3 separate regions of the Mus musculus genome follow, and regions 2 and 3 are each linked to region 1. The links are chromatin loops, found by intact Hi-C in ENCODE. Cell type or tissue: heart. All regions are shown on one strand. Each heading gives the region's core, and the rest is flanking DNA. Links, peaks and the distances in the headings are about the cores only. Region 1 holds the start of Gm36611 (a long non-coding RNA gene). Region 2 holds the start of Gm25498 (a small nucleolar RNA gene). Region 3 overlaps Wdfy4 (WD repeat and FYVE domain containing 4).

Region 1 (10,420 bases), core at 3,890-6,389:
AGTAAGAGTTTGAAAAATATAGACAATTTGGGGGAGGAAAGAGATGTCTGTGTCTCCATGAAATTACAGCAGAATCCTGTGATTGATGTAGCTTTATTTCATAGGAGTCTTTTTCAAATGTGTATTTGAAATGCTGTGTTAACAAGTTTTATACACTATTTTACCTGTAAAATGTCTTTCTCCATGTTACAGTTTTGTAAAAATTATTTGATTAGTTGTAGCATATACTGTGTGTATACGAGTCTTTGATCATTTGAGTTATTTCTATTTCTTCATCTCTCTAGTTTCTGGTATTCAGGCTTGCCTTGAATTACTTATGTGCTCCAGGCTTATCTTAAACTCTCTCAATCCTTCTGCCTCAGTCTTCTTATTTCTTGGATTGAGGCATGCAGACCCCAGGAATAGTTGGCAGTCTGGGACTTGACTTGAATTGGTTGATGCACATCTTCACCACCCCCAACAGTACACATGGATGCCTGGCTCCTTTGACTCTTAGACTATGAACACACATATGTACCCAATGTACCTTGTAACCTCAGACCTGCACTTGCATTGGGTTATACTTACAACTGGGCATCGAAACAAACTTTTCCACTCCTAAAAATAAAACTTAGAAAGTTTCTTTTCAAATATATCCTCAGTGTACCTGGGTACAAAAATTAGAAAGGCTGATCCAGCTTAAACTGTTTTGGGCAATTACAGTAAGGAAAAGATATGTCCTCAAGTAAGTGCATTGGGAAAACCCTCAATTGCTTTGTTAGGCCTATGCATAATTGGGCATGCATATAATTAAAATCAGGTGTATTATGGGAAGGGACATGCAGAGTAGAAAAATTATTGCTTGACCTAATCTGTCAATCAAACCAGAGAACCATGTCATAATAATAACCGCCTTCTCTTAAACCTCTTAAAAGAAAGCTCCAAACAATAATGGGGGCTCTCCAGTATCTCCACTCCTGTGGCTCATGGCTCCTCTACAGTGTCCTCTGACATTTTCAATTGCCTTGCTTTAAATAAAGTTTACTTGGAATTTTTGCCAATTAATTTGGGACTTCAACTCCTGACTAAGAAGCCGAGAACCTTGAAGCAACGAACACCAACCTTACAGTTTTGGAAGCATGGACTACTGTCCCAGCTTAATTTTTCACCATTATAAAGGTATTTGCACATGAGGGTAGTACCACTTGTTAGTAATGGCGGCCTGGCTGGCTTAAGAACAGCCTGCTTACAGTGATACAGTCTACAATGGCTAAGGTCATCAACTTGATGGGATTAGATTTACCATGGAAGCATACCTCTGGGTAGGTCTCTGAGATTATTTCCTAAAAGGCTTAATTAACTAAGAGAGAGTTCCTGTGGAGGATGTGAGCTGAGGTCCCAGGCTGAGTTAGAACACAGTGATCTGGCCTCAGCTTCCACCTCTCTGCTCCCTGATGGATCCAATGTGATCACTGCCTCCTGCTCCTGCCACTGTGCCTCCTCATTGTGATGGCTATACACTCAAACCATGAGTGCATAAGTGTCCTTACATTGTCGTTGTCAGGTACTTAAAAAAACAGAAATGAGAAGGTAACTAATACAGTGTCCGTTGACCAGCATTAAGCCTGTTGGCTTCTCTTTGCTATCTCTCTCTCTCTCTCTCTCTCTCTCTCTCTCTCTCTCTCTCTCTCTCTCTCTCTCTCTCTCTCTCTCTCTCTCTCTCTCTCTCTGTCCCTGTCTCTTTCTGTGTCTCTGTCTCTCTCTGACTCTGTCTCCCTGTCTATCTGTCTGTCTGTCTCTTACTCATTCAAACTCCTTTGGTGCTCCTATTTACATCAGGCATTGCTGTGGGTACAATGGAAACAAAGATGAATATTGAGTTGGATGTGGGGGTAAATATCTGTAATACTAGCACTGGGGAGATTGATATCAGAGAATAAGCATGAGTTTGAGGCTAGCCTGGGCTCAGTCTGTAGAGTGAGCTGGACAAATATAGTAAGATTGGAGAGAGAGAGAGAGAGAGAGAGAGAGAGAGAGAGAGAGAGAGAGAGAATGAGACTGAGGGGGGAAGAGAAAGAGAAAGAAGAAGGGGAAGGAGGAGGAGGAAAAGGAGGAAAAGGAGGAGAAGAAGAAGAAGAAGAAGAAGAAGAAGAAGAGGAGGAGGAGGAGGAGGAGGAGGAGGAAGAGGAGGAGGAGGAGGAGGAGGAGGAGGAGGAGGAGGAGGAAGATGGTGGTGGTGGTGGTATAAGTACATCCTTGTTCCTCTGTACATTCATGGACCCCTCTGTCTGAAGAAGTTTGATGACTTGGCAAAGTGTGTGGAAAAGAAGCAGTTGCATGTTTTTCTGAGCAAGTCTTACACAGGGAAGCCTTACTCTGCTAGCCCTGAATTCCTGTTCCTTAGCCACAGTGCTTCTAAGGACACACCCCATTGCTCCTTGGTGCAGGAATCCTGACCCTATTCTCTTGCCTGTCACAGGATGCTCAGCTCTTCTGGGTCCAGGATTGTGTCCCCCAGTTCCTACCTTGCCATGCAAGCATCTCAGTGCTGGCAGTGAGGTTGCATGTCTGCTCCATCTCTTTCAGAACTTCCGTCCTTTTCCTTCTTTTCTTTTTCTTTTTCCTTTTCTTCCTGTAGCTGAGGGACAGCTGTCTCAGTCAGTCTTTTGCCTCCAGCAAAGGATGCAGAGGATGTCTGCCTTGAGGCAACAACAGAACACTCTGAAGGTAGAGTCCCTGTAGATCATCTCCACCATTGCTCTGTGACTGACAATGTCTTAGAGAAAAGCCAGCGCCCTTCAGAGAGTCGGCCACACGGGGAGGGGGTGGGGGGGGGGACAGAAGATGGCTTCCTTGCAGCTCTGTTAAGTGTGAGCTGTTGGGCTAAAGTTTTAACAGGTTTCTAGTTTTTCTCTGTCATAACCTATTTTGACGCAGTGACTATTCATCCAGTTGGAGTCTCCCCTCCCCCACCCCCAACTCTTGCTCAGAGGCAAAGTTGATACGGAGGAAGTAGCTTTCCTCACTCCCAGAAGACTCTAACAGTTACACTTTAGCTTCCCTCTAATTACAGCCACCATGACAGTTCATATGTTGTAGCAATAAAAATAACCATAAACCTTACATAATCATTAAAGTTAAGCAAACAGCCCCGCACTGCATCATAACGTACAGGTAGTTGCTAATAATCCGGGAACAGCATTGGGGCATTCAAGGGGCCGCTTTCCTATCTCCACAGTTTCTTAAACAACTTCAGAGACATATTTTTATTAAGTATATGCAAGGCAGATGATCTTAACCCTCAAGAAGAGTGTGCATAATAATTGTGTACTCTTGTAATGCTCTCTGAAGACCTATTCAGAGTCCATTCGGAAAGACAATAATATATCAAGAAGTTCTGCAAACTTCCTCCTAATGAAGACATGCCAATTTGAGACCAAGAATGTGGCCTCCAAGGACAGAATAACCACTGCTCTCTGTCTCTCGGTATTTTGCTACTTTATTTCAGAGTGATTCAAAATCTAATTAAATTTCTAAACTCTAATGAAATTACAGAAGAAAAATCATTTAGGATTATATTATGTACAATTACTCACGGCTGAAAATTACAGTTACCCTCTTTCACCGGGATGGAGTCTCCAGGGAAACCCCTGTTATTTATCCGCCATATAAATCTGAAGCTTCTCCCATTCTTTACAGGTTGGAGGTAAAGCTGAATTAATTAAATGTATATATCCTGGGCTGCAATGGATTGGTGGGGAGGGAGTTCTGGGAAAGAAAGCATATGGGCTGAGGTCTCCTGATGCAAGGCGTGGGGTAGCTGAGTGTGCTCCAAGGGTGGGGTCCCCTTGACACAGAAACAGTGCCAACCACGATCACAAGAAGTCTAGGCAAAGCTCAGGAGCTGGGTGTGCACTCCACGTGTTGTTGGGCTTCAAGAATCTTAGCTTATTTTTCTAGCCCTTAGTGAAGAGATTATCACCAGAAGATTGCTGAGGGATGGGGGCTAAAATTTCTGAAAGGTTCAATGACTGGATCAATCCAGACTCATATAAGCAATGAAATTTTGGAGTGTTTCTGCAGCTGTTTAGTAATTTCATAAATGTCTCTGACTATGATCTTTCTCTCCATGAAGAGAAGGCTTGGAAGATGCTGCCACGGCTGCAGATTTTGACATCTACTGCACCAAATTGACTTGGTTTTCTAGGAACACACACTATGCCATTTGTACTTTTGTACTCGATAAGAATGACTAAAGGAGCCAGGCACAAAACATCTGTTTGACGATATCAGAGACCTACTAAAGTAAAGAAGGCTAGGGATTCCATCTAGATGGAGAGAGAAACAAACACACAATGAATCTTAAATTGGACATTTTTTCCTTGCATAGGCATCTCTCAGTCCTAGAAGACCAGGGAGAGGCTGGCTGGGAGGTAAGGGACAAGCAGCTGTGAGGGGCTGTCATTCAGAATTTGTTTGGTCACACCCTTACTTTCAAGTCAGGTTGTCAAAGGGAATGTCCCTAGAAAAAATGATGACCATAAAGCCCTACAAAAGCACAAAGTCCAGTTAGTTTATTATACTCTGTGAAACTGTTTAGATGTCGGAGCCTTTCAAGCAAGATGTAGAAGACGATAAAAGCCACATGGACCCTGTGTGACCCTAGGCTTCCAAGTTATTTTGCATCTATCATTTTTCCAATGTCAGGGACTTGTTAAAAAATAAAACGAGACCCTGGAGAAAGCAAGCGTGATCTTTCCTGTACTACTGCTACTGTGGTAGAGGAAGGGTTTCCCATGGTTTTCTCAGGTAGGGCAAGTTCACCAGCAAGGTTCATCCCTGCCCACCTCTTAGTCCTCCTTTAAAACATTCTCTTAGATCTTCATGAGTTCTGTCTTCTACATAAAGTCTGAGATAGCGCACAAAGTCCCTATGAGTGTCTCTTGTCAGTGTTTTGAGCCCTTCCGTGAAGTTTCAGAAAAACTTTGTCAACAACTCAGTTTATGGATAAGATGGTCACTGCATTTATTTAGGTCTTCTTCAATGTCAACACGGGGATGTATGAGTTTCTAGAAATGACATCTTTATCTTTTGACAAGCAAAACATGATAGGGTCCCTTTTAGTCCAGTCTGGCCTGGAATGCTCTATGTGGCTGAAGCTGGCCTTGATCTCTGGGTCCTCTTATCTCCACCTCCAGAGTGCTAGGATTACAGGTGTGAACCGCTATGTTGAGTTTAGAACAAAGACCACAAGGATCAGGAATTGAACCTCTGGCACAGCAGGAGATTACTAAGTCTAATGGCTAAGCCACCAGGGAGCGTCCTTGAGCTATTTCCACAAAGGACATTTCTGAGACTATTAAGTTGCTATTGTGAATATATCTTAAGACTTGAATGTAATTTTGATTTTTACTACAACAAAGGGAAACCAATGTTTATACACTGGCTTGCGTTGAATTACATAACCCAGATCCTCCATATTTAATTTTATATATGAATTCTGTTGAGCTTTCTATTCAGAAAATCAGTTGGTATGGAAATAATAACAGGTTGAATCTTCTTTTCAGCCCCAGGACAAAGAAATTTTTATTTTGCTTTTAAGGACCTAAAGTTCTTTTATTTAAATCACTGTATATTTTTCTCCTATGATCAACAAATGCAGTGAATTATATTTACGAATTATTTTTTCTACCTTTAAACCATTTAAAATTTTTGGTTAAAATTCAGTTGTCTAGTATACCTGGGTTTAAAATAAACAATAACAAGACTTTGTGTAAATTGCAGATTAGATGCAGCCCCTGGGTGACCCAGGGCAGGAGGAGAGTCAGGGTAGGAGAGTAGACTCTGTTCCAAAGGGATCAGGGCTTCCCAGAGAGAAGGAGGACCAGTGAATAGTGCAAAGGAGCAGAGGCAGGAGGATGTCAACAAGGACGCAGACAGCTTCCTGTGGATGTTTGCACATGGTTGTGTGGGCATGGTTGTGTGCACATGGTTGTGTGCAGGGACCAGTTGAAGCTGGTCAGGGCATCTGACCCCTTGTAGCTGGAGTTACAGGCAGTTGTGAGTTGTCTGGTGCGGATGTTAGGAAATGGATTCCAGCCCCCTAGAACAAGAGCAAGCGTCTTAGAGATGAACCATCTCTTCAACCCCAACCCTATTTTTGCTAATTCTCTTATACATGTCTTCTGATGCACAGACATTCTTAATTTCAGTGAAATACAATTTATCCATTTCTCTTTTTATAATAAATATTACTTTAAAATGTATTTACTGTACTTACTTTGTAGTTATTTCTTTCCTATTCATTTTCCTTTTGTTTTTTGTTTGTCTTGTTCTCTTTTGTGGGGGAGAGGAGGGGGTTCTTGGGGTACACTTAGATAGGCAGTTCTGTCTGTGGTCCTGATGTTCATCCCTACCCTACCCCAGTGACTTTGCCTTCATCAATCTCTTGAGCCTATCAGTACCCATGTCTTTCTGAGAATTAGGGAATCACTTTGGCTTGTGCTAACTCCCATCTGATCCCACTTCAGCCTTCTCTTCCACTCTGTATTAATATCACAGAGAATATTAATTCTGAAAATATATGTGCTTGTAATAACTTTTAAAATAATAAGAATGGGGAGATTAAAATAAGTAAAATTGGATTTTTTTAAAAAAAAACAGGAAATAGATATTTTATGGAAGATGCAGAGACATCATTTTATCTGAGAGTTAAATCCAAGCAAATGCTGATAGGAAACTTTCCCCATAGGACTGAAAATTAGTTTCTTTTCGTGTCTGAAGTCTGTTAAACTAATCCAAAATCCTTTATCTTTATAGTATGGGTTGCATATAAATAACTCGTTATTGATCCTGCCATATACATTTTCTTTACCCCCCCCACCCCCACAGAGGATTAAAAAAATGTATATTTATTTTCTCCATTCTTTTGGTTTCCTGAACTTTGTTTTAGTGGGAATGAATGTTTTCTTTCTTTCTTTCTTTTTCTGACTGTCTTCAGATGTTCCACACTACTGAAACTGCATATTTTTATCTCAAGGGGCATCTGCCTGGGTGTGAAGCCCTGCCTTCAGTAGTTGCTCCAGCCATGGCTCCAGTAGGATACATAATGCAACCTACCAGCTTTTCCTGCGGTGAGATCAGCTTGGTCCTCCCATCCTGCCCTTCAGCTATCTTGTTTACAATCCTGCATCTTTATGTTGGAAATTATCCTATGCCATTCATTTCTCCAGATCCTTCTTCCCTCTCATAACTTTCTCCAGTGCTCAGATGCCTCAGCCTTGACCCTTTACCCAGCGTTTCTCCACACTTATTTCTCCTTTCTACAGCCCTTCCTTCTAGCTGATAAGTCCTGGAAAACCAAGAGGCTCGTTCCTCTGAAGCTAATTAATTTTCCTGCCGTGTTCACTCTTTTCTTTTTCTACTCAGAAACGCTCCTTGTTTGCATTCCCAGAGGCTCCATCTTTTAGTCACCCCCCTCCTTTTTTTTTTTTTTTTTTTTTTTGGTTAAGTTAGTTCTTTGACAATTTCATACATATATGTTACACATTCTGATGGCTGGCTTTCTCTCTCTCCCCTCTCTCCCCTCTCTCCCCTCTCTCCCCTCCCCTCCCCTCCTTCTGCCTCCCTCCCTCTGCCTCCCTTCTTTCCCATGCCATCAGCTCTCACTCCTTTGCCCCATTCCCAGATTTCTGACTCTTAACTTGTTGTGTAACCTGTTTCGTTTAACCAGGGCCGTCTGTGTGACTATTGGACTAGGAATGTCCACTGGAGCCTGATGGGCCACCCAGCGGGGTCACAGTGAAAGCATTGATTTCCCCTTTCCCTGAATCTTTCTGCAGGAAAGAGTTCAACAGTGAGGGGCAGGACTCTGAGTTCTTCCTCTGTCACCCCGAGTTCCTCTCCTGTCCTCGTGTGGCTGTCTATGAGCCCACTCTGGTGCAGGGCCCCGAGTTCCTCCCCTGTCCTCGTGTGGCTGTCTATGAGCCCACTCTGGTGCAGGACCCCGAGTTCCTCCCCTGTCCTCGTGTGGCTGTCTATGAGCCCACTCTGGTGCAGGACCCCGAGTTCCTCCCCTGTCCTCGTGTGGCTGTCTATGAGCCCACTCTGGTGCAGCCCGAGTTCCTCCCCTGTCCTCGTGTGGCTGTCTATGAGCCCACTCCGGTGCAGCCCGAGTACAGTCAGTTCTGTGTGGTGGTTGAGCTTTCATGGCTGCAACGGCTGTGGATTGCCCAGATGATACTTTTTGTTGTCCTTCCAACTTCTCTGCTCTTAGACTCTTCTGCTCCTCTCTTCTGCCATGTTCTCTGAACCTCAAGGACATGGCATAAATGTCTTGTTTAGGAAAGGGCCTTAGGAGTGACTTAGCCTCAGCACCCTGTGCAACCAGAGGTCTGCATTCACCACAGCTCACTGGAAAGAGAGGCTTCCCCAGTAAGGGCTGAAAGTGCTACGGGAGCAAACATCTTTAGAAGAGGTTTGTCTCTATGTTAATTTTTAACTAAACAACCGAATTAAGTCCCTCCCCACAGGTTTTATTACCTCCTCAGCCTTGAGTTTGTGAGTGGGTTGCAATACCATGTGTGGAGTCTCCGCTGTGGAGTGGGATGGGCTCTGCTTCATGATAGCGCACAGCTTTCACTGTTCTGTGTGTGCTCATGATCGCGCATAGCTTTTCCCGATTTTTAAACTCTAGTTTGCCTTTCATCATCTGGCTTCTCATTTTTTTGTGCCTGGTACTCTGCTTTTCCCAAGTCTTGTCATTTTCCTGTGTGAAATTTCAGTACAAAGAAAGCTCTATTTGTGCCTTATAGGGAGGGGGCACTGATTTTTGTGATTTACAATTCCATACTTATAATTTACTTATAAATAGACTTGTGATTTACGAGTAACATATCTCACAATTCATGGTTCTGGAGACACTGAGGCCAAGTTCCAAGGTTGGTCGCATCAATGAGAACTTCACACTGCCTCTGAGAGTGGTGCAGGGCTCACAGAGGAATCCCATGTGAGGGGGCAGTGGTGATCCTCTCGAACAGTCCACTCTCACAGGACCAAGCCATTCTGTGAGGACTAACCCACTCTTACAAGAAAGATGTTAATCCCTCCAAATGGCTATACTTCCTAATACCACTACACTGGGAGCTGAATTTCAACATGATGTTTGTGGGGGCAAACCACACCCAAACCATTGTTCCAGTAACCATACTAGACATACTGACAGCCGTTTGTATTTATGGGAAGCAGTACTTCAGAGATGGGTGCCTTTAGATGGTAAGATCTTCAGACCTTCCCTCTTCTCGGCTAGAAGCCCCGTGCGGCTCACCGAGGAGACTACACTCTTCAGAAGCTGTGTTACACCTGCATTTATTGAAGCCACCTATTACATCTCCTAGTATGGATTTGTAACATTCATTTTATATATGAAAATTGAGTTCACTTCTTTAAGTCAACATTGCAAGAAACACCAATAACAGCATGGATGGTTCATGCCTTGATTTACAGTGTGCTAATCACTGCTTAGGAGGTTTGCTGGGGATTGATTGTCTCACATCACCTCTATGAGTACAATTTGTCTTCTCTTCTTACAGATGGGAAAAAAACCAGTATTTTGGTTGAAACAGTATCTCTCTCCCTTCCTTCCTCCCTTCCTTCCTCCCTCCCTCCCTCCTTCCCTCTCTTTCCCTTCCTTCCTTCCTTCTTTCCTTCCTTCCTTCCTTCCTTCCTTCCTTCCTTCCTTCCTTCCTCCCTTCCTCTCTCTCTCTGCATTTCTGTATATATTATTATATATTACATATATGTGTAATAGAATACATATTATATATTATAATTTTCTATTTATTTTTGTACTATCTAGATATGCATATACATTTATATATATGTGTGTATACATATATACATATATTTATACATATATACATGTATATGTATATGCATATATTCTATATACACCTCTCTCTCTCTCTCTAGCTCATGAAAGGTCTTGCCCTTGAGTCCATCCCATGTCTCCTTGGATGGAGCCCTTCCTGCCACTGACTGCGTTCAGGTCTACAGCTTCTCCAAAGCAGCAGTGGATGACCCACTCATTAGCTCTCACTGGTCACTGGCAAAAAAAAAAATTGAGGGTGAAAGTAGCTTTTGGATCTTGGAGCTTTCATTATTTCAGGATTGATGACTTTAATAATGAATCTTGCATTAATACCTCAATGGACTGTATACTTTTTAATCATGACCTGGCTGTATTTGAGAAAATTTAGAATCCCAATATTATTCTTGGGTCAGCAACAGAAGTGTGCATAGCCATGAGGGATAGGGAAAGAAATTAAGCCATGAATATGTAAAGGCATAAATATAATTTTTATAATCAGGAAGCAATAATAAAACCACAACACATATATATGTACTTACAGTAAATTGGGAGCACATTTATATGTAAGATTCC
Region 2 (10,420 bases), core at 4,235-6,734, 430 kb after region 1:
TTCTATGGTGAAGTTTGAAATCAGAGATGGTGAAACCTCCAGGAGTTCTTTTATTGGACAGGATTGTTGTAGCTATCCTGGGTTTTTTAGGTTTTACATATGAAGTTCAGAATTGTTCTTTCAAGGTCTGTAAAGAATTGTGCTGGAATTTTGATGGAAATTGCATTGAATTTGTAGATTGCTTTTGGTAAGATGGCCATTTCCACTATGTTTATCCTACCTATCCATGAGCATGGGAGATCTTTCCATCTTCTGATTTTTTTTTCAATTTCTTTCTTCAGGAACTTGAAGTTCTTGTCATATAGATATTTCACTTGCTTGGTTAGAGTTACACCAAGGTATTTTATATTATTTGTGGCTATTATGAAGGGTGTTGTTTCCCTGATTTCTTTCTCAGCCTGTTTATTGTTTGTATTAGAAAGGGATACTGATTTTTTTTGTTGTTGTTGTTACTCGAGTATCCAGCCATTTTGCTGAAGGTATTATCAGCTATAAGAATTTCCTGGTAGAAATTTTTAGGTCACTTATGTATACTATCATATCATCTTTGAATAGCAATACTTTGATTTCTCCCTTTCCAGTTTATATCTCCTTGGCCTCCTTCAATTGTTTTATTGCTCTGGCCAGCACTTTAAGTACTGTGTTGAATAGATATGGAGAGAGTCTGCAGTCTTGTCTTGTTCCTGATTTTAGTGGAATTGCTTTGAGTTTCCCTCCATTTAATTTGTTAGCTATAGGCTTGCTGTAAGTTATATTTATTGTGTTTAAGTATGTCCCTTGTATTTCTGATCACTCCAAGACTTTAATTATGAAAGGGTGTTGGACTTTATCAAAGGCTTTTTTAGCATCTGATGAGATGATCACATTTTTCCCTTTCAGTTTATGTATCTGGCAAACTACAATAACAGAATTTTGTGTGTTGAACCGTCCCTGCATCTCTCGGATGAAGCCTAGTTGATCACGGTGGATCATCTTTCTTATGTGTTCTTAGGTTTAGTTTGTGAGTGTTTTGTTGAGTATTTTTCTATCAATGTTCATGAGGGAAACTGTTCCATAATTCTCTCTGTTGAATATTTGTATGGTTTGGGTACCACTGTGACTGTGACCTCAAAAAATGATTTGGATAATGTCCCTTAATGTTGTTTTGTGGAATAACTTAACAAGTACTGGTATTAGGACACCTTTGAAAATCCAGTAGAATTCCGAGCTAAAACTGTCTGGATATGATTTGTTGTTGTTTTTGTTGTTGTTTTTGTTGTTGTTATTATGAAACATTTAATGATGATTTCTATTTCCTTGGAGATTATAGGTATATTTAAATTGTCTATCTGGTCTGAATTCCTAGTTACCTGGATATTTGAATTCTTGGTGTCTTAAATTTTTTAGATACAACATTTTCTTTGACAGATGTATCAATTTCTTCTATCATATCTTTTAAGCCCGACACACTGTCTTCTGTCTCTTGCATCCTGATGCTGATGCTTGCTTCTGTGGTCCCTGTTTGCTTGCCTGCATTTTCCATCTTCGGAATTCCCTCAGTTTGTGTTTTCTTTATCACTTCTATTTCCATTTTCAGGCCTTGAATGGTTTTATTCATTTCCCTCACCTGTTTACTTGTTTTTCTTGACTTTCTTTAAGAGATTTCTTCATATATTCCAACTGCTTGTTTGTGTTTTCCTGGATTTCTTTAAGATATTTATTCATTTCCTCTTTAAGGTTTTAAGGTCATTTCTTGTGCTTGAGCTGTGTTGGGATATTCATGGCTTGCTGGACTTTGGTGGTGCCATGTTGCCTCGGCTGCGGTTGATGGTGTTCTTACACTGGCATCTCGGCATCTGGGTCTAGGATGAGTACAGGTCTAGGTGCTGATTTCTGAGTTTGTCTTGTTGGATGGGTGTTTTGTTTCTTGGTTTCTGTTTCCTCTTTTGTCTTCTGGTCTCTGTGTTCTCTATTTCTGGTGGCCAGTATGACCTCTGGTTCAGCAGGGAATCTCAGTCAGAGTTGAGGGATGGACTTGTGGCAGAGTGTGGCCGTTAGTCATCATGTGTGCCTCTCTGTTCTGATTGTCATGGCCTGCACCCGAGCAGTGAGTGGATATCCTCCTGCCCATGTAAGGACGGAGGCACAAGGGGGTGGGGGTGGGGGTGGGGACAGGTCTCAGAGGGGTGGGTGGGTCTTTGGGATCCTAACTGATGGCATGAGAGGGTTCTAAGGGCAGGAGGTCCTCCTTCCTGTTCTTCTGGCTGACAGGAATAATTTTAAATGTAATAAGAATGGTGCCATGACAGCTCTTACTACATGTACACACTAGGTTGGGGTGGGTGTACTAGAGTGGATTCACTCGGTAGTATTCTGTTAAACTTTTTATTTAAAAGACTTATCATTGGCCACGGGCCACACCCAACCCTCGCTGGGAAAGCATGGCAGAAGTGAGCAAGCAGGTGATGGAGAGATGGAAAAGGAAGAGAAGCCAAGTGGTTTGTGCATTGTGAAGAGAGGCACAACTGGAGACTTGAAGGCAGTCGCTGCTTGTGCTCCTTGGGAAATGGTGAATGACACTGTTCACCAATAGAGCCAGTAACAAACCCAAGTGCCAGTGGGCCTGTGCTTTCTTTTTTTTGAGAAAACCCATCACTGTGTGAATGTCTGTGACTCCCAGAGCTACGTCCTAGCCCAGGAAGAAGAGCGGCCCCTGCAGAGTGGAGATTACAGCTGACTCAACATGCCCTGCTGTTTGCTTCCTGCCGTTGGCCTATCTGCTCAGGTCTCTAGCTGCTCATGGTGCTGTTCAACCACAGACTGGACGACTCGATGCTGAATTACAGTCTCTCTGGGCTGTGTTTAACCTTGGCGAGGGATTTATTTCCTTTGGACTCTTTGGGTTGAACTAACATTTAATCATCCTACCTTTTAAAAGAAAATGTCATTGCTGATGCAGTTCTGGTGGGCAGAAGACACCCAAAGCCCTCGGTGATGAGAAAGTGTGTGATGGAGAGATGGGAGGGAAAGAGAAGTGAAATGGTTTGTGCATTCTGAAGAGAGGCGAAACTAGAGACAAGAAAGTGGTGAGGAACATCCTGATGTGAATATCCCCCCCTGCCCCCCCCCTACCACCAGAGACCATGGTGATGCCCTGGCCTGTGCTGCAGCTCAGAGCCTTGGCCCTGCCTCTCACCTGGGCAGTGCGGGAGAGCTGGCCCTGAGGGTATGAGGGCAGGAGATGAAGTGGATGAGGTTTAGCTGGGGCAAACACGTGAAGGACCATTTAGCAGACTCAGACGCAGGTGAAAGACTAAGGCAGACTTGTGAAGGAACGTTTCACTGAAGCAGACACAGGGTGATCTGCTAAAGCAAGCATGTGAGAGGACACGTGCTAAAAGATTCTTTGCCAATGGCATGCATATGTTTGCCCACCTTACACTGAGCAGTTGCGCTACATTTGTCTGAACTCTAGAGGAGAGAAACTCACCAGAAAACTTCTGGTGGTATGCAGCAGTTTTTTTGCCGCTTCCGAGGACTTGGGCTGATTGGCAGAGTGATGTCAGACTCATGTGCTGACGCAAGACCCGTGAAGGACACGTGATGTTTGGAGAGAATATAAAAAGGACTCGACAGACGGTGACGGGAGCTGAGTTTGGCTTCCTTATAGAGCTAGCTATGCAACACTTGTGGGTCTGGAGGCTTTGCTTCATTGAGAGACACAGCCGAGAACTTCTGCTGACTCGTCCCGAGGTGGAGGCCTGGCTGTAGTGCTAGGTAGTGCCACCGCTGCTGATTCAGTGTTTGCTATCCCAACTCTACCAAACTAGACTGCTGGTATACGTATCCGTGGGGTGTTTGCAAGTGGATCGAGCTGCCGCTGCTGAACTGTGAACTAAACTGCAGATTTCCAGACAACACAGACTGGAGTTGCTCCAAAGAGCCTTCCTAAACAGGTCCACTTCCCCCAGTATCCTTTCTCTCCCACTGCCTCTGGTGGGTGGTGGGTTAAAAGGGAGGTTAAAGCGTTTAAGGACCATCACTGAAAAAAGGAGAGCTGGCCCTGGTGGCACAGGTGCAGGAGAGCTGGCAGGCAGACCAACTCAGCTTCCACGAAGATCCAGGGCTCTGAGTTGGCCCTCCCCAGCATCTACCCCATCCATGAGCTGCTGGAGTGTGTGAAGGGGCAGGTCTTGCAGATCCGAAGCTGGAGGATCTACGCAGGGCAACAACAGGATATCAAAGAGGAGTTCTGGTGAGGGCACATATGTATTGATGGTGTAGCAGAAGCCGGAGGCCTCAACCAGACCAATGACACATTGCAATGAACATTGGCAAGTAGAGCTATGTGGGTGAAAGGGTATACTATGTAACACACCGTAGCTTCTGTGGTGGTGAGATTCTGTTGTTGTTGTTGTTGTTGTTGTTGTTTATTGTGTCCTGTGAGGAGGAGGGTGCAAGGGCAGAGGGCAGATATGGAGGGACAAGGTGATTGGGTTGCATGATGTGAAATTCACAAAGAATCAATTAAAAATTTTAGAAAATACTTACAATTGCCAAACATGGCAGTAATTACATGTGTAACCTCACCACTCACGAGGCTGAGGCAGGAGAATCAGAAGTTCGAGGGTGTGTGTATGACTGTATGCATAAACGCTTGTGTGTCTGTGGTGTGGTGGTGTGTCAATTTTTTTGTGACATATGTAGACTTAAGCTTGTTTGTCTGAGTGACAATTGTGTGCAGGGCCCATAAGGGCAAGAAGAGGACACTGACTGTCCTTGAATTGGAATCCCTGGCAGTTGTCAGCCTCCTGATGTGGGCACTGGAACCCAAAAGCTTCCCAATAACAAGTGTTCCTAACCACTGGGCCGTCTCGCCAGCCTCAGACTGGAATGACTTCCTATGTCTAAGACAAGTGCAAACCTGGTCACACTCTGGCTCATTCTCTGCTCATTAAGAAGCTTCGGATCTCACGTTCACCCAGGGCCTCCTCACGCTATGCCAGTCAGCCTGAGCGTCAGACACAGAGCCCTCCAAAGCGTAGGTTACCCAACCTCCAACTCTGCCTGAGATGGGCACTACCCACATTGCCTCTGACACACAGTAAGACAGGACAACACTTCTCCAGTTCCGCTTCTCCCCACCGCCTCAGGATCATCCTTCCACGGCCTCTGTTTTAGAGTTTCTACTGCGAAGCACTGACAGAGGAGAGCGGAGGCCAAAGCTGCTGCCTGGACCAGAGAGGGAAAAGTGAAAAGCTGACTGCGCCCTAAGTGTGCACCCTCCATCACTAGCAGGGGCGGGAGCGGCGGGGGCCGCGGAGTGAGCCCAGGAAACACAAACACACCACACAAACACACACACGCGCGCGCGCGCGCACAGCCACACACACACACACACACACACACACACACACACACACACACACACACACACACCCTAACACCCTAAGTAGCATGCTGAGGGCGCCATCTTGTGTCCATAATTGCCAATTACAATCAATATTGTTTAGTATGTCAATTAGTTGCTTTTTCCCTTTCTTTATAACTTCCTTTTTTAGCCTACACATACTTTGTTAGATATTATTATGATGGTATTCAATAAAGTGTGTCTTTTGTGATTCTCCTTATCCCATCCCCCTCCCACTCCTCTGATACTGTCTCTTCATGCCCTGGGTCCTTTTGCCCCCTCCCATCCTTCATCACAAACATCGCTCCCTCCTGGTCTTCTTCAAGGCTTTTAGATTCCATCCAAATGTATACCTGTTACACATAAATACATCACAGACTAGGATTTTTTTTTCTTTCTGAGTTTTGGTTACCATATACTTTGCAGATCCATCCATTTCCTGAACATCTCATCTTTACAGTTTCCCTCACAGATGCACAGTGTTGTTTTTAGTTAGCAGGCAAGATCTGAGCTTCGCTATGATGTTTTTATGCAGTATAACATTGTAACTAACTCTATTAGCTATTCCACTTTCTTGCCCTGCTGAGCAGTCTCCTTACTATGAGATAGTAGAGTCAATACAGAGGAAGAAAGAGTAGAGCCAAATTACTTGTAGTTAATACACACTCTGCACATCAGAGGGAAAGCGACATATTTTGCCTTCCCCACCCCACTTCTCATCCCTTCTTTTACATTTGCATTATATGTCATGCATATATGTAAATTCCATGTCTATATAAAATATTCATATGCATATATATGCATAAGAGAGAAAGTATGCTATTTGTCTTTCTGAATCTGTCTTATTATTTATTATAATTTCCATATCTGCCCATTTTTCTGCAAAGGTTATGATCTTAGTTTGTGTGTGTGTGTGTGTGTGTGTGTGTGTGTGTGTGTGTGTGTGTGATTGTGGCAGTGGGGCATGTGTGAGCCATGACTACACGTGTGGAGGTCAGAGTTCAGCTCTTGGAAGTCCATTTTCCCCTTTTGCTTTGTTTTGCCTGCTGTGCTGGTAGCTCAGGCTGGCCTGCCATCTCCAGGCCATCTTTCTGGTTCCACCTCCCTTAGTGACTTAGGAAAGCTGAGATTACAGAGGAAAACCAAAAACCCTGGCGTCTGGCTCTTTTACGTGAGTTCCAGAGATCAGCTCATGTCCTGGGGCTGTACAAGGAGCACACTTGTCACTGAAGCCCTCTCCCCAGCCCACAACTCCACCTTACAGCTGAATAAAATCCCTTTGTCAACTCAGGGCACATGTCTCACATTATCTCTACCCATTCATCTGTTGGTGGACATCTAGGCTCCATGTCCCATTGCTGGGACAAAACACCGGACAGGAATCAATTTAAAGAAGGGATGGGGGGGGGGGGGAGGATGTCCAGTCCCTAGAGGCATTGCAGGTGTGGCTGCTGTGTCACAAGTTCGTCAGTAGGTGGCAGTGAGGAGACAGGCTCTTTCTGCACTACAGTGTTCTGACCTGTGAACAAATGATTAGTACCTTAACATTTCCTGAAAACAGTGAGCCTGAAACCACCATCAGTCTCATGCCAGGAAGGCTCAGACAGGCTCCCAGGATGGGGAGCCAGCCTGAGATCACCACCAGCCCTCCTCCACACAGGCCTAGGGGACTATGCCAAGACGACCCTGCTAGCTTGCATTATGGCCTGGTGCCATAGTACATGAGCAGGGTATAGCACTTCTGAGACCACTCCTGAGATGACTCCAGACACCCACTAAAATGAGCCAATAAGTGATGAAGAGATGGAAGAGAAAGAGAAACAGAAGGAGGTGCATACAATGAAGAGAGGCAGAACTGGAGACTCGAGGGTAGTGAGGGACAGTCTGATGTGAGTAGCCAGTGATCCCACCTGGAGCCATGGTGGGGGCCTGGCCTGTGCTGCCAGGGGACCATTTCTGGGTCTGTAGGTCTGCAGCAGCAGGAGTCTGTTACCACCAAAAGCCAGATGGATGTCGCTGGTCTGGGCTGCTGCCCAGGGACTTGTCACTGTCTGAGGGCTGTGCAGAACCAGCCTCATCCCTCACATGGGCATTGTGGGAGAGCTGAACTCACACCTGACCTGCTGCAGTACTTGGGAGAGTGAGCCCTGTACATTGTGGGGGTTTCAGTTGATCCAGCCTGAGGATATGAGCATGCGAGAACTGGCCCTACCACCTGCCTTCCATGCAGTGGTGTGGATGAGCTGAGCAAGAGAAACCCTCTTCCCCTCTCTCCCTCCCTGCTCTTTCTCTCCCCCGCCCCACTGGTGGCAGACCAGAGACCTGACCTTGAGGTCATGAGAGCTGTCCCTGCCCCTTGCCATCTGCAGCACTTGGGAGAGTAGGTCACTCATCTGTCATGCAGTGACACAGGTGAGCTAGAGATGTCCCCTTCTCACTCTTTGCCACCTACAGCAGGCAGAGGAGCTTGCCCCGTGTCATCAGAGTGGGAGAGCAGGCCCTGCCCCTCACCTGGTGCAGTACAGTAGAGCTGGCTCTGGATGTGGGTTGAGGGTGAGCCAGCCTGACGCGAGAGTGTAGGAGAACCAACCCTGTCTCTTGTCTGCAGTAAGGTACCATCAGTAATGAAGAGAGCCTCTCCCTCTTGCTTTTGCCCTGACACTGGAAGTGACTGTGATAGTCGGCCCTGAAGGGGTCAGAGGGCAGGAGAGCTGTCCCTGCTCCTCGACTGTTACAGCACTCAGGAGAGCTGTCCCTGCACCTCGTCTGTGCAGCACGTTAGAGCTGGCCTTGGTTGCAGGGTTTGCCTGTGACCCAGCCTCAGGGCATGAGGGTGGGAGGGCCAGTGGGCTGACCAACTCAGATAGATGCCTCTCAGACCTAGGTCCAGGGCTTTGAATTGGCTCATTCCAACACCTACCCCATCAATGAACTGCTGGGGTGCATGAAGGGTCGGTCCTACAGATCCAAAACTACAGGATCTCCATGACACAGGACAAGAACAGGATATCCGAGAGGAGTACCAGTGAGGTGCCAGTATTGTTAGTGTCGCAGAAGCCAGAGACCATTGAGTCACTGCAATGAACATTTACAAGCAAACTAGTGTGAACAAAAGGGTATACTGTGAGACACACTGTGACACACTGCAGCCTCCACCATGATTTTTTTTTTCTCTGTTGGAGTGGGAGTTTGTAGGGGTGAAGGGTGAGGACAAGGGGGGGGGGGAATGAGTGGGATTGGAGTGCATGACATGAAATTCACGAGAACTAGTAAAATGTTAGGGGAAGAAGTAAGGAAGAGTTACTGGGTCTATTTCGGCCATCAGTCTGAAGTCAGGGAGAGGTGAGGGCACGGTCCACTTTGTGTATATAGTTAGTTAGGTTGCAGAGAGATTTGCACACTGACGTTGCTCTAGGTTTCTGCTTCACCACTCAGTTAAACATTCTGGAAATGTCCTTTCCAACAAGTGTGTCTCCTGAGCCCATTATAAAGCCAGTTAGGTTGGCAATGGGGTTGACTCTGGCACAGGTTTTGGCCATAGTGAATAGTGTCTCAGTTAACACTCTGAGGTGTCTCAGGAGGATAGCTGGGTCACACGGTAGCTGTATCTTCTTCATTTCCATAATGGCAGCACCGCTTCACACTCCCGCCAGCAGTGACTACGGGCCCTGCATCCTCTCCAGCGGGTTCTTTTCCTGATGATAGCCATCCTGACTAAAGTGAGTTAGAATCTCAAAACTGTTTCAATTTGGATTTCTCTGGTGGTTGAACCTTTTAAAATATTCATCAAATGATAGTATATTGTCTAGTTGATTTTATATTTAGTTTTTAAAGTCCTTTATTTGTTCTGGATACTGAGCGCTGTCAGATGTGTAGCGGGGAAAGGATTTCTCCCCATCCCTTCGACTGCCTTTTCCCTCTGCCGATTGCCAATTGCTTCCTTCACTCTGCAGAAGCTCAATACAATAATTTTACACAGTTTATCATCAGTTCTTGGGATCCATTCCTCTGCTGCAGCGTCCTTCTCAGACAGCCCTCACCTATGCCTACATATTGAAATGTTTCTTCTGCTTTCCTCCAGCAGTCTCAGAGTTCCAGGTCTTCTGTTAAGGTTGAAGTTGGGTTTTGTGTGGGACAGGAGATATGTACCTAACTTCGTTCTCCTTAGGGCTGACATCCAAGTTTGCTGGTTTCATTAGACAAAAATGCTTTCTTTTCTCCAAAGTGTGTTTTGGAAGGTTTTTCAAACGCTGGGTGTCTGTGGCTATGTTGGTTTATGTCTGGTTCCCTGTTGTGCGTGCATCTGCTGTGTGCCAGGACGGTGCTGGTTTCCTCACTGTGGCTCTGCAGTGTACACTGAGATAAGGTATTATGTTGCCTGCAACATTGCTCTTCTGCTCTTGATAGCTTTGGATATTATTTGTGAATAGGGTCTTTTGTACTTCCATGTTAATTTTAGCCTCTATGTCAGCAGGGAAATTGGCCTATATTTTTCTTCCTTCCTTCCTTCCTTCCTTCCTTCCTTCCTTCCTTCCTTCCTTCCTTCCTTCCTTTCTTCCCTCCCTCCCTCCCTCCCTCCCTCCCTCCCTCCCTCCCTCCCTCCCTTCCTTACTTCCTTCCTTCTGTCTTTGTTGTTGTTGCTGTTGGTGATGGTGATGGTGATGATGGTGGTGGTGGTGATGGTGATGATGGTGGTGGTGATGATGATGATGATGTGCCCCTATCCAGTTTGGGCACTGGGGTGGTGCTGGCTTCATAGACTGGGTTTACTGGTGTCCGTTCCCTTTCTAGTTTTTTGAGCTGTTTGGGGAGTGTTGGTGTTAGCTCCTCTTTAAAGGTCTGAGAGGACTGGGCAGTGAATTTGGTGGCTCTTTGGCCCCTTTTACTAAGAGATCCTTCACCAGAGTTTCACTCATGTTGGGAGTTATGGGTTTCTTTAGTGACTGGCATTCTCTAAAACCCTCTTGGTCCCAATAAGTGTTTTCAATTTCATTTCACTGGAGAAATTTTTTTTAAATTTCCTCCATCTTT
Region 3 (10,420 bases), core at 4,137-6,636, 190 kb after region 1:
TTAGCTCAGATCTCAGCTCAAGGCAAACACAAGTACTCTCTGAACCTCCAGGAACTTGGGGGCAGGAAGCAATTTGGGGTATCCTGCTGTTTACTGGGGAGGCTAACAAAGGCACTTCAGGAAGCTTGTCTTAAGAGAAAAACTGAAACCAAAGCACGCACACACAAACACACACACACACACACACACACACACACACACACACATGCCTGCAGTTGACACGCCCCCACGCACGAACACACCCCTACCTCCGTCTGACATGTGATATGTGCCCAAGAACTCACTGATAGAAAGCTGATTTGGGCTCAGCAAGATTTGATTTTTATGTTAAACAAATTTCATCTAGATTTCCATCTGAAGAGTCTATTCCTCCCCAAATGTGCCCTGCCTTGCTGCATTTTAATATGGGCAAATCCAATCTCTGAGTTCTCCACAGTCCCTGAGACTCGGTTCTCCATGATGGCTCCTGCTGCTGGTTTGGGTCAGGCAGTTTCTGTCACTTCCATGGACCGAGCTTCTCTCCTGGAACATGAAGGAATGAAAGATAGGGGCCAAGGTAGATCAGGAGGCCATGGCCTGTGAAAGATTGCCAGAAAGAACCTAGAAGTCCCTTGGTGGTCCCAAGACTCATGAGCCCTCTCTGAGACTCCATTGTTAAATGCCAGTCTTCTCTATATAAACAATTCATTTGTCATCTATATAGTCCTGATAGTCACCATTTGGTAAATACAAACACAAGACACCTGGTTAAAATTGAATCTCTCAGGTACAAGGAATATTTGGTGGGTGTGTGTGTGTCTCAGGTAAAGCCAGTCCTGTCCAGATTTACAGAAGGGTCTGTCCTGAGCCTTTGGGAGACAGCTGCCAGAACTCATGTGCCCATCATTATGCCAACCCTGTGCTTTCAGAGCAAGCCCTGTTCTCCTCAGTCCTCTAGTTAGGATGAGTCCAGCTGCACAGACTGCCTTGCCTCATCCCTCATAGGATGCAGCAGGCTGAGTGAGGATCAGGGCGTGCATTCTGAAACAAATCGCTGGACTAGCGCATGCCCCTGGAAGGTGACCAGAGCTGGCATGTCCCTGTGGAGTAGAGGCTCAAAGTGAGGTGAGTGGGACCCTTGTAACCAGTGTGGTAGGGGCCGCATGGCTGCTGGGCCAGAGCTGAGCAGATTACAGCGGGTGAAGTATGAGGTCCCTGACCTCAGAGGCTTTGGAACCACAAGCTAGTTGGCCAGCTGCGTGGCAGAGGTGACAGCCTCTTCATTCCATTCTGTCATGTTTCCTCATGTTTGAAGAGGAGGCCTCCCGTGTACAGTGCCAGGACTGCTGAGAGCCTGGCTCCCATCCCAGCGTGCTTCAGAAGCGGCACAATCCAGTGCGCACTTCTGCAGTGGCCTCAGATGTAGTGTGGGGAGCAAGTCTACGTGCTATCCTCACCCCTGTTGCTCCCTGCCTCCTGCCCCTCTTCCCAGCCTTGTCACAGAGCTCCAGCACAGGGGCTGGCTCAACAAGACACACTAGTGAGTGAACGGATGGACACATTATAAAGTGAAAGCTTGCAGCGTGCCATGGATGTCAGCCTGAGCTGGCTCCTTCCCCAAGCATTTCATTGTATTTATGATAAGTCATATATCACAGAATGTGCCTTACTCTATATTCTATCATTTTATTATACACTGAACACTATTTCAATCTCGTGACAAGTCCAAAGACAGACACCGGGGTCCTGTTTTACAGATGCAGAAACAAGCTGCGGTTGGCAGGAAGTAGAGACGCTAGTAGTGAATGGTCCCAGACCCGTCACCTACTCACTTAATGGAGTATTTCCAGCTCTGTCTCAGGTACCATCTGTGCCTACAGGCTTTTCATGGACCCTGCTCAGACCTCGGCAAGGCAGCAGGGATCTGGATAATTGTCTCTCCTTGTCCCCAGTAGCTGATGCTCCTGCTTTGACAGACTTCAGTTGTGGCTGTGATACCAAATCAGCTCTCTCTCTCTCATCCTCCCCAGGCATCTGCCCTGTCTCCCCTCCATCAGACCAGGGTGCCTAGTACCATGTGACTGAATGACTGAGGTCACTTAGGTCAGCAAGAACCTCCTGCTAAAGCTGCCACAAATGCCTGGCCTTAGCCTCTACTGGATCAGGGCCTCTCGACCTCACCCCAGCTCTGCTCTGTCTTCTCTAGTCCCCCACCTCACCCCAGGATGATCTACTGCCGATGCCTCAGGAGTCTGCAACCCAGACTCATCTTCCAGGGTTCAGGGACATCTGTGTCCTCCTCTGGATCAGTATGAAGCAGTTTTCCTCCTGCAGGTAACATGCATCCAAGACCCCATTGCCAGGTGCCACCAAATCTTCCCAGATCCACAGCAGTGGCCAGTTCTCCCATCTTGTCCCATTCTCCTCCACAGTACCCTATCTTCCTGCAGCTCCTCCCCATCCTCACAGTACCTCCATCAATTCCATGGTATCCATCTTTCCCTGGCCACATTCTATCCTGCACACATGACACCCCCACACAGTTCTCCTCTAACTTCCTCCACACATGGAGGGTGTTTGTTTGGACTCCAGCTTGTCACTCCTGGGACCATCAGCTCTGAGCTCTGCCACACAATCCTTGCCTAGCTGACTCTTGGGGAGCTGCTCCCTAAGGAGGGCCATCTCTGATCCTTGCTCTCACTCACACTGCCCTTCATCAGCCTCCAGCCCCTGGATAAAGGCAATAGCTTCCACTTTGGTCCATTGGCTCTTCTTTCCTGCAGCCTGACACGCCCAGAGCCTTCGCAAGGGATACTGATGGATTAGTATCCATTAGAACTGGTGTCATTCTAAGAAGATAGTAGGGTCCAGACAGGCAGAGGGAAGGCCACACAAGGATGCAGGATACAGGAGAAAGTGCCTTCTACAAGTCAGAGAGGCCCAGAAGGAAATGAACCTGTCTGCACCCTGGCTTTTGACTTCTAGCCCCCAGAATTATGAAATCATTTCTGTCACTTAAACTACCCAGCATGGGGTACTTTTACACCCCTGAGCTAACTGCAGCTAGAAGGTCGCCTGTGCCTACTCTATAGTATGGGATATCGTTTCTTATCACCTCGAGTCTCCCTTGTTTGCATCGACACCTTAGCCCTAAGACTCTAGCATGAAGACCCAAGCTTGTCTCCTCTTGTAGTTCAGACCCAGCAGGAGCAGGTTGAGGCTAGGCTGGCAAATCCCAGAACTATTTGATAGGGGGTGAATAGAAGCTAAAACTCTTACAGAATGAGTGGACTGAAGGCAGACTTTTGGCCAGCATACCTTTCGACTCTGTATAAATGCTAAAGATTGTGTTTTGAAAAATGCCTGCAGGCCCAGCCCTGATATTTATGGCATGCCTCTTGGCCTTCCTAAGGAGCAGTATTCTCTGCTGTTATATTTATAGCCCTCCGTGCAGACCCAGCCGGACAAGGGATTGCAAATGGACTGTCTGCTAATAGTGCATGCAGATGATGTGGGAAGTGGCATGATCCTTGATCCCAGGGTCAGACGAGAGCCCTTCCCATCCGGGGAGGCTGTCCTGGACCAAGGAATAGGCCCCTCCCCCAGCTTCCTCTATGCTGAACCCTAGAAGTTTACAGATACATCAGGATGGCCGGCCGTGCTCTTTTGCTGTTTCCGTGTCCACACACTGCTGCTCCTTCCTTAATATTTATCTTTAGGTCGACTTACTACTCCTTAATGGTGGGATGACTCAGAGCCATCAGACACCAAGTTCATTTTCCTACCACCCCTAAGCCCGGAGGACAGACAGCCACCAGAGCCTCTCCGGGCTTAGAGAAACATGAGGTGCCATACCCCTACTTGGGCCCTATGGGGGAAATGTCAGGAAAAGGACTGAGGAAGGCTGAGGGATTTACTCAATCCCTATTTCTCCAAGATGAGCAACGGCTCAAATCAGCATGAGGGGCACAGTGAAAAGACGGACAAGATGACCAAGACAGGGCCTGACTGGAAACCGCTACCTGCTTTTGTTGAGGTAAAGTTGAGGGAGGGATGCCCAGGCCTGGTGTATTGTTCTACCTGACACTCCTGCCAGGTGGCAGTCACATGTATGGCCTGTGGTGAGCAACAGTCTGCCCGGCAACTCCTCTCACTCCCAGGAGCCTTGCTGACGTGTAAGAATTCAGATGAAACCAGACAAGGTAACGCTCAAGCAGCCTTCCATTAGGAAAATGGAGTTTTAATAAAATAAAGACAGTGGGGTGGTTTCCATGAACCAATACCCACCCCCTCTTCTTTTCCCAGTGCAATAAGCCTTGGTGAAGTGAGCCACGTAGAAATTTCCCATGCAGCGTCAGTTTCCAGCATCAGTGTCTACCAAGATCCTTCTTACAGAAGTCCCATAGACTACAGACATGTTTAGGGTACACGGTGCAAACCATCAGGGACTCCTTGAGAACTGTGTGGAGTGGAGCCCCCCCAAAACTTGCTCTGGTTAAGCAGCCCAGGCTACACATCATCTTGTGCCTGTAGCCTGTTGCTGCCGACCCCAGGGCTCCAGGCTTTCAGGTCGGTCCCTCCAGCTCCTTGTCTCCTACCCATCAGCAGACCAGCAGAAGATTCGCCCCTTCTCATCGCCAACCAAGAGCTTGCTCTGGTTCCTTGGGAAGATCAAGAAAAGGTAAGAGTGCTGGAGGCCACTGCATCAGAGCCACACACCCCAGCCAGCACTCGGGAAATCACAGGATGCATCCCCAGCCCAGGCAGAGCAATCAGCATGAGCTCCAGGGAAGAGCATAGGCCCATGCTTCTCCTGCTGCCCCGCCCCCACACCACCCCATGTAGGCCAGCCTGGCATCCAGAACACTGTGCACTTCCTACACCAGGCACTGCAGAAGGCTACTGCAGGCCAGGGAGTGAAGAAAGAGTGGAAAGTCAGTTGCTCTTGGGACTGCAACCCCTTGGAAGAATTAGCTGGATCACCATGACAGCTAAAATAATAGCCCAGGGTCAACTTTGAGACTACTCTGCATTGGCTAAGAGACTTCATAAGGCATTCCCCCTGCCCCCCCCCCCCATGTACCACGGTCATCCTGAGCATGTTAGCATCACTAGTGGGATTCAGGACAAAAGGACCTCTTTAAGACAAACCTACAAATTATAGTTCTCTACCATTTGCGTCTCTTTGTGAATCTATGCATACTCGTGACATAGGGATCAAGAAGAGCACATGGGGATTAGCAACAAGATGGGCCTGCCTGGGTCCCTGTAGTGATGTGATCTCCCTGGGTCTGATCATTGAGAACCCAGCTGGAAATGTTGGGACTTGGCTAGGTTGGCTGTAGCGCCCTCTGCTGGAGTCCTGGAGAAAGTTCCTCGGCTCATGGGCTGCTCTTACCTAGTGATGGCCAGAGCTGTCACAGCAGGACTTGCCTTGCTGGGCTTGCCACTCAGAGCAACACTGACATCCAGCTCTCGGCTCAGGGCAAGATTCTTGGCCCACTTGTGACCTGTGGAAAGTGTGAGAGAGGAAAGTTAGAGCATTGGCGGCTGCATGCACAAAGCCTGTGCACCCAATACGTAGGACCACACAGATACAAACATTTATATTTGTGGTCAGCAACTTGTTAAATTGAGGGGGAAAATATATTTAATCTTGGCCTGTGCTGTTGCAAAAAAGGGCCGTCCCAATTTAATTTGCAGGCTGTGATAGTTACATGTGCTGACGTGCCGTGGTATCCATTGTGTACCAAATTGGATTTGTGTATTATTGCTTTCTAAATTGCATGCCTAGTTCAGCAAAATTGTTCATCAGTGTTTACTGGCTTTATGCTTAATAAGATGCCCCACAATACCTTGCTGCCAGGGTGTAATGCTGCCTGTAATTGCCTAGTAAAAATAAATTACATAAAGTCTGCATTATCAACTTAGCTAAATCCTCTCACACCCAACCAATAATTAAATGCTGAGAGAATTTTCTCAAAAAAAAAATATAACTCAATGATTGTTACCTCACTCATTCTAATGACTGCATTTAGAGACAGACAGTCATTCCTTCGATGTGAAGGGTGAGATGGAGAGACAGCAAGTGGGCATGGCCCAGTGAGAGCACTTCATCATCTCGGGACCTGACTGCTGTTGTATCCCCGCCCCAGCCTTGCTGAAATGGCCTCCTCTGGGTGGGGAAGACCCAGTGCAACAGGGAACACATAGGATCTGAGTCAAGAGTGCTGTCCATGGATGGAGACAGACACTTGGAAATCCTAGCACAAGTCCTAACACCACTCCCTTCCTAAGTCGGAGACTAGGGGCCGTTTTCCCAAGCAACCGTGCTCCGGTGGGCTAGTTCTTCCCACAGATGATGAATAAATGAGTTCCAGGCAGAAATTAGATTACAGCTGCCCACAATGCATATCCTCGGTATGTTTACAGATCTCCTTCCTTGCCCCTGGAGACATTGAGGGTGTGCAATAACATACACACCAATAGGACACATATGCAAATATTCACATGACACATGTAATTCTGATCCCTTTCCAACAAAACGGTTTTGAGCATTGTGACGAGGGCATCAGGCTTCCTTAGAGCCCTCCAGTGGGTTACGTTCATAAATCTGCTCTAAGATTCGTTGACTTTAACAGAGATTCTATCAGATTTTTTTTTAACTATTTGTGCACTACTTTGTCTTTTAATCCTATCGGTGACCCCAATCCGGAAAGCCTACTTGCTGTCGATTCTGCAGGGCAGCAGTGACCTCAGGTCAGAACAGACAGCAGAGGAAGGATGAGGGTCCTGAGACTTCCTGTCAGCTAGAAACGATCTTGTAATTTCCCTAACGTCAACATCGCTGTGTTCACAAAGGAGAATTTTTTTTTTGGAATCCGAGGAATGAATTCTGTGGAGTGGATTCTTATCTGTCCGTCGTTTCTCGATGCCCTGTATTCTACAAGATTGGAATCACAGGGAATATTCTTAGCTAGCAGAAAAGAAACAGGACCACAGCAGCTGTGGAATGGAGTTGGGTCTACAGCCTGGTCCCCTTCCAGTTCTTCAGACCACGTGACTACTTCTGTTTGAGCCAAACAGAAGCTGGGGGCCCATTGTCCCCGTGCTGAGAGTCTGTGAGCTGGGATGAGTTCATACTTTAGGAATATGAAGGGGGCAGGTGATCTTGAGACTAAGATGACATTCAGTGTCACATCTGTGACTTGTTTCACAAATAGTCAAGGGAAAAGGATTCCTGAGCTGGCTCCTCCCATGGGACAGAAACAGGATTGAGGGTATGTGATTGCTGCTCTCAAAAGAAGTGTCCAGTTCCAGCACACATAGCTATGTGCTCTCTCTCACACTCATCATGAGATGACTCCTCATGGCCTCAAGCACCGGAGGGACCAGGACACTGAGCTGAACACAGTTCTTGGTCTTTTGATGTTTATGCTCTGACTCAACCCAGATTATGACAAATTCCTAGAAGTGCTAAAGGAAGGGATTTTGGGTATCAGTTGAATGTAGGACACAGTGGAGCCCCAGCAAGTTCTGTCTGTTTTCTCGGGAGAACTCACAATGAATGTCTGCATGAATCAGGGAGGCACAAAAAATGCAACAGAGGTAAACTAATTGAAAATGACCACCATGCCCAAAGTATCCCCCTGAGGTTGGAAAAAGTCCCCTCCTGTGGGCAGTAACAGGAACTCTTGGCAGATTTGGGGACTCTCCAAATATAGTAAAGCACTTCTTCCTTCATGGGTCAACAAGAGAGACAGCTTGGTGCTGGACCATAATCTTCTGAAGTTGGGGCTGAGCAGGAAGGATGTTTGCAGTGAAGACAGGGATGGTGGAAGGGATAACTGAGTAGCTAGAGGTGCAGTGGTGTCGTTTTGATGATGAGGGCTTTGCCTGCCTTTGTAGCAGAGGGGCTGGTGAGGGCGACTGTGTGATCCTGTTTGAAGTCAGCATCACCACCGCTGCTTTAGTGGCAGAAGTGGACATGGTGGCAATCTTTGGATGACTTTGGGCAAGTTACTGAGCCTCTCTGTGCCTTGGTTTCCTTATCTCTAAGTTGGGCACCTTGCTATAATCTCCTGTTCAGCACTGCAGTCAGAAAGGAGAGGACACATGGAAGGGTTTTTGGCAGAGTGTCTCATGCTTTAGGACATTGTCCCCCTGTGATAGCCTTGGTGGTGGAGACGGCAGATGGGTTTTGCACTTCAGTCTCACCTGTCACATGAGAAGAGGGTTCTGCCATAGAATAGTGCTCTCTTGTTTTTTGTGCATATCACCTGGGAATGTGTGTGACACATCCAGCCCAGGAACTCTGAGCTTTTTCAGTTGGTTGGTCTGAGTCCCAGGGCAGGAAAGAACATTTATACTAAGCCTCTGGCTGAACTGAAATGAGGCATAATGAGGGCTATTGGGGCATCTGAGGCATGATAGGTCTGCCTCCTCCTCACTGGGCGTATGGCACCTTTCTTCTGCTTACAGGTTGGCTGTCTAGATAATTAACCAGCAGTACTCAGGTGCTGGGTTGTGGCTTCCAGGACCATCAGAGAACATCAAAGGAGAACATGTGGATATATATACCCACTAAGCCCTGGGGCCCCTGACACCCACCATATCCTAGTCCACTGGTCCAATAGAGACTGCAGAGTCCAGCAGAGGACTCAACAGAGCTTCACATACTGCTTCCTAGTACCCCCAGTCCTTGCAGGACACAAACTATTCTCTGATGCCCCCCCCCCCACCCCGTCATGGCCTGGATCTGAAATGTCTCTCCTAGGCTCATGCGGAGAATGCTCTGACTCCAGCCCATGGGACCGTTTTGAAAGCACTAAAGAGGTGGGGACTGTTTGGAAGAAACGTGTTGTCTGTCAGTGTCACACCCAGCACCAGTCCTGGTCTCTCTCCTCCGCTGCATGGGAACACTGCCATTTCACATTCCAATGCCACAAATGCCACCATGCTTTACCCCCCAGTGAGAATGCCTGAAACCATGAGCTCAAATAAACCTTTCTGTCCCGGAGTTGTTTCTGCCAAGCAGGTATGGTATCACAAAAATCAAAAGTAATGTGTGTAGTCCTCGAGCTTGGCAGCACTTCCCTGCACTCTGATGCACCATGTGGGGCTGCAGCCCTGGTGCCGAGGCAGGGGGAGAGGCGTACAGGAGGGCAACATGAGTCAAGATCTCCAAGCAGGTACCTCTGGGGCTTAGGGGCTCCGTGGAGGGCTCCTCCATCACTGCCTGCCTGGGAACAGGCATCTTCACGTCCTCTGTCTTCCAAATCTGCCCAGAAAGGAGAGCACGTGTGTCATGGCCTGGTAGAATTATACTATCTTCAGGGTCAGGGTTGCCTGTCTCTGTTCCCTCGCACCTGGGGGACCCTGGCAGATGGGGATAGGCCCTGATCACTCATTTGTGAATGGTGTCATCGGGATGTGGGGTGTTTAGGTTTCAGCTTCCCAGGAGGTGCTTCAGCCCGTAAGGGTTGCGGTTTGCATAGCTTCACTTTTAAATAGATCTCCTCCTCCTTTCTGCAACCCTATATCATCAATTCCACATGTCTGGAGGCACATGCACCCATGAGTAAGCATGCGGAGGTCAGAGGTCAATTTCCGGTGTCTAACTTTCACTCTTATCCTATGGTTTGAAACAGGAGCCCTCGCCAAAGCACTTACCGTTTCAGCTAGACTTGGCTAGTTAAGCAAGCGCCTGTCACCACCGCCTAATACCTGGACTTCACACAAATCACTTTTTTTTAGACCTAGCTCCCGGGGGCTGGGAGGTTCCAGTTCAATCACTATGCTGAATGAATGAAGGCTGAGTCCATAGTTATTCCTACACATGCTTGAGCAGGCTCAGGGAAGTCGTGTCCACGTGGCTCAATCACCCCAGCTGCTCTTTCTCATCTTGGTTCAGATCATAACCACCAAACCTCTCTCTATGTGACCTTTCAATGTCTTGGCCAGCTAAGGCTAGGGGTTATGTGCCCCTCACTGAGAACACTGTAGGAGAGGCTCCTGGGGCATCTCTCCTCAGGCTTATCTCTTGCCATCCATGCTGGCCCACTGACCTCCACCTATACCAGCTGTTCCTCATTCTCAGATCTCAGCTAAAATACCACTTCTCCTGAGGTATGCCTGCCAGAGAGAAATCCATTCTTCACTTGAGCCTGACTGTATCGCTTCCCTTCTCCTCCAGAGGCAGCATCTTCTCACAGGTCAGGGCGTTGGGTGAGACTCCTGATGAGCCACACTCTTCCCCATTCTTTCATCCTTCTTGTCAGTCTCAGAAAACCTATCCCGAGTCCTGCTCTTCCCACCTCGTCCCCTGAAGTCAGTGTTTCCTTCTCTTCTTGGCTTCCTGGAGGTCCTTCTGAAAGCTCATGCTACTCTCTGATCTCAACTGTGGCACATACTACATGCAGAGCATATTTGTTTCTTTTTT

The links. Peaks named below come from ENCODE experiments on the same cell type or tissue, not always from the same donor. Only the 100,000 strongest peaks of a DNase experiment are listed, where the experiment ranks them.
Region 2: it touches region 1 in a loop (9-fold over the local background); 12 of 42 quality-filtered maps call a loop at or near these places.
Region 3: it touches region 1 in a loop (11-fold over the local background); 19 of 42 quality-filtered maps call a loop at or near these places.

The regions. Positions count from the first base shown.
Region 1 is chr14:32,767,717-32,778,136 of GRCm38, forward strand. Gm36611 (a long non-coding RNA gene) reads right to left here and starts at 2,585. Exons shown (of 3, transcript XR_001781417.1): 1 at 2,505-2,585. In heart, for the core only: a CTCF peak has its summit at 5,297 (motif pointing right); no DNase peak of the experiment used is centred there.
Region 2 is chr14:33,200,343-33,210,762 of GRCm38, forward strand. It overlaps Gm25498 (a small nucleolar RNA gene), which reads left to right and starts at 6,810; the gene lies at 6,810-6,938. In heart, for the core only: a CTCF peak has its summit at 5,503 (motif pointing left); no DNase peak of the experiment used is centred there; H3K4me3 peaks cover 378 bases; H3K27ac peaks cover 256 bases.
Region 3 is chr14:32,955,365-32,965,784 of GRCm38, forward strand. It overlaps Wdfy4 (WD repeat and FYVE domain containing 4), which reads right to left. Exons shown (of 59, transcript NM_001146022.2): 57 at 9,175-9,259; 58 at 5,378-5,489; 59 at 4,183-4,640. The coding sequence ends at 4,574. Among named protein-coding and RNA genes, the nearest start is that of Lrrc18, 31 kb to the right of the region's middle. In heart, for the core only: a CTCF peak has its summit at 5,342 (motif pointing left); a DNase peak (open chromatin) is centred at 5,347; H3K27ac peaks cover 544 bases.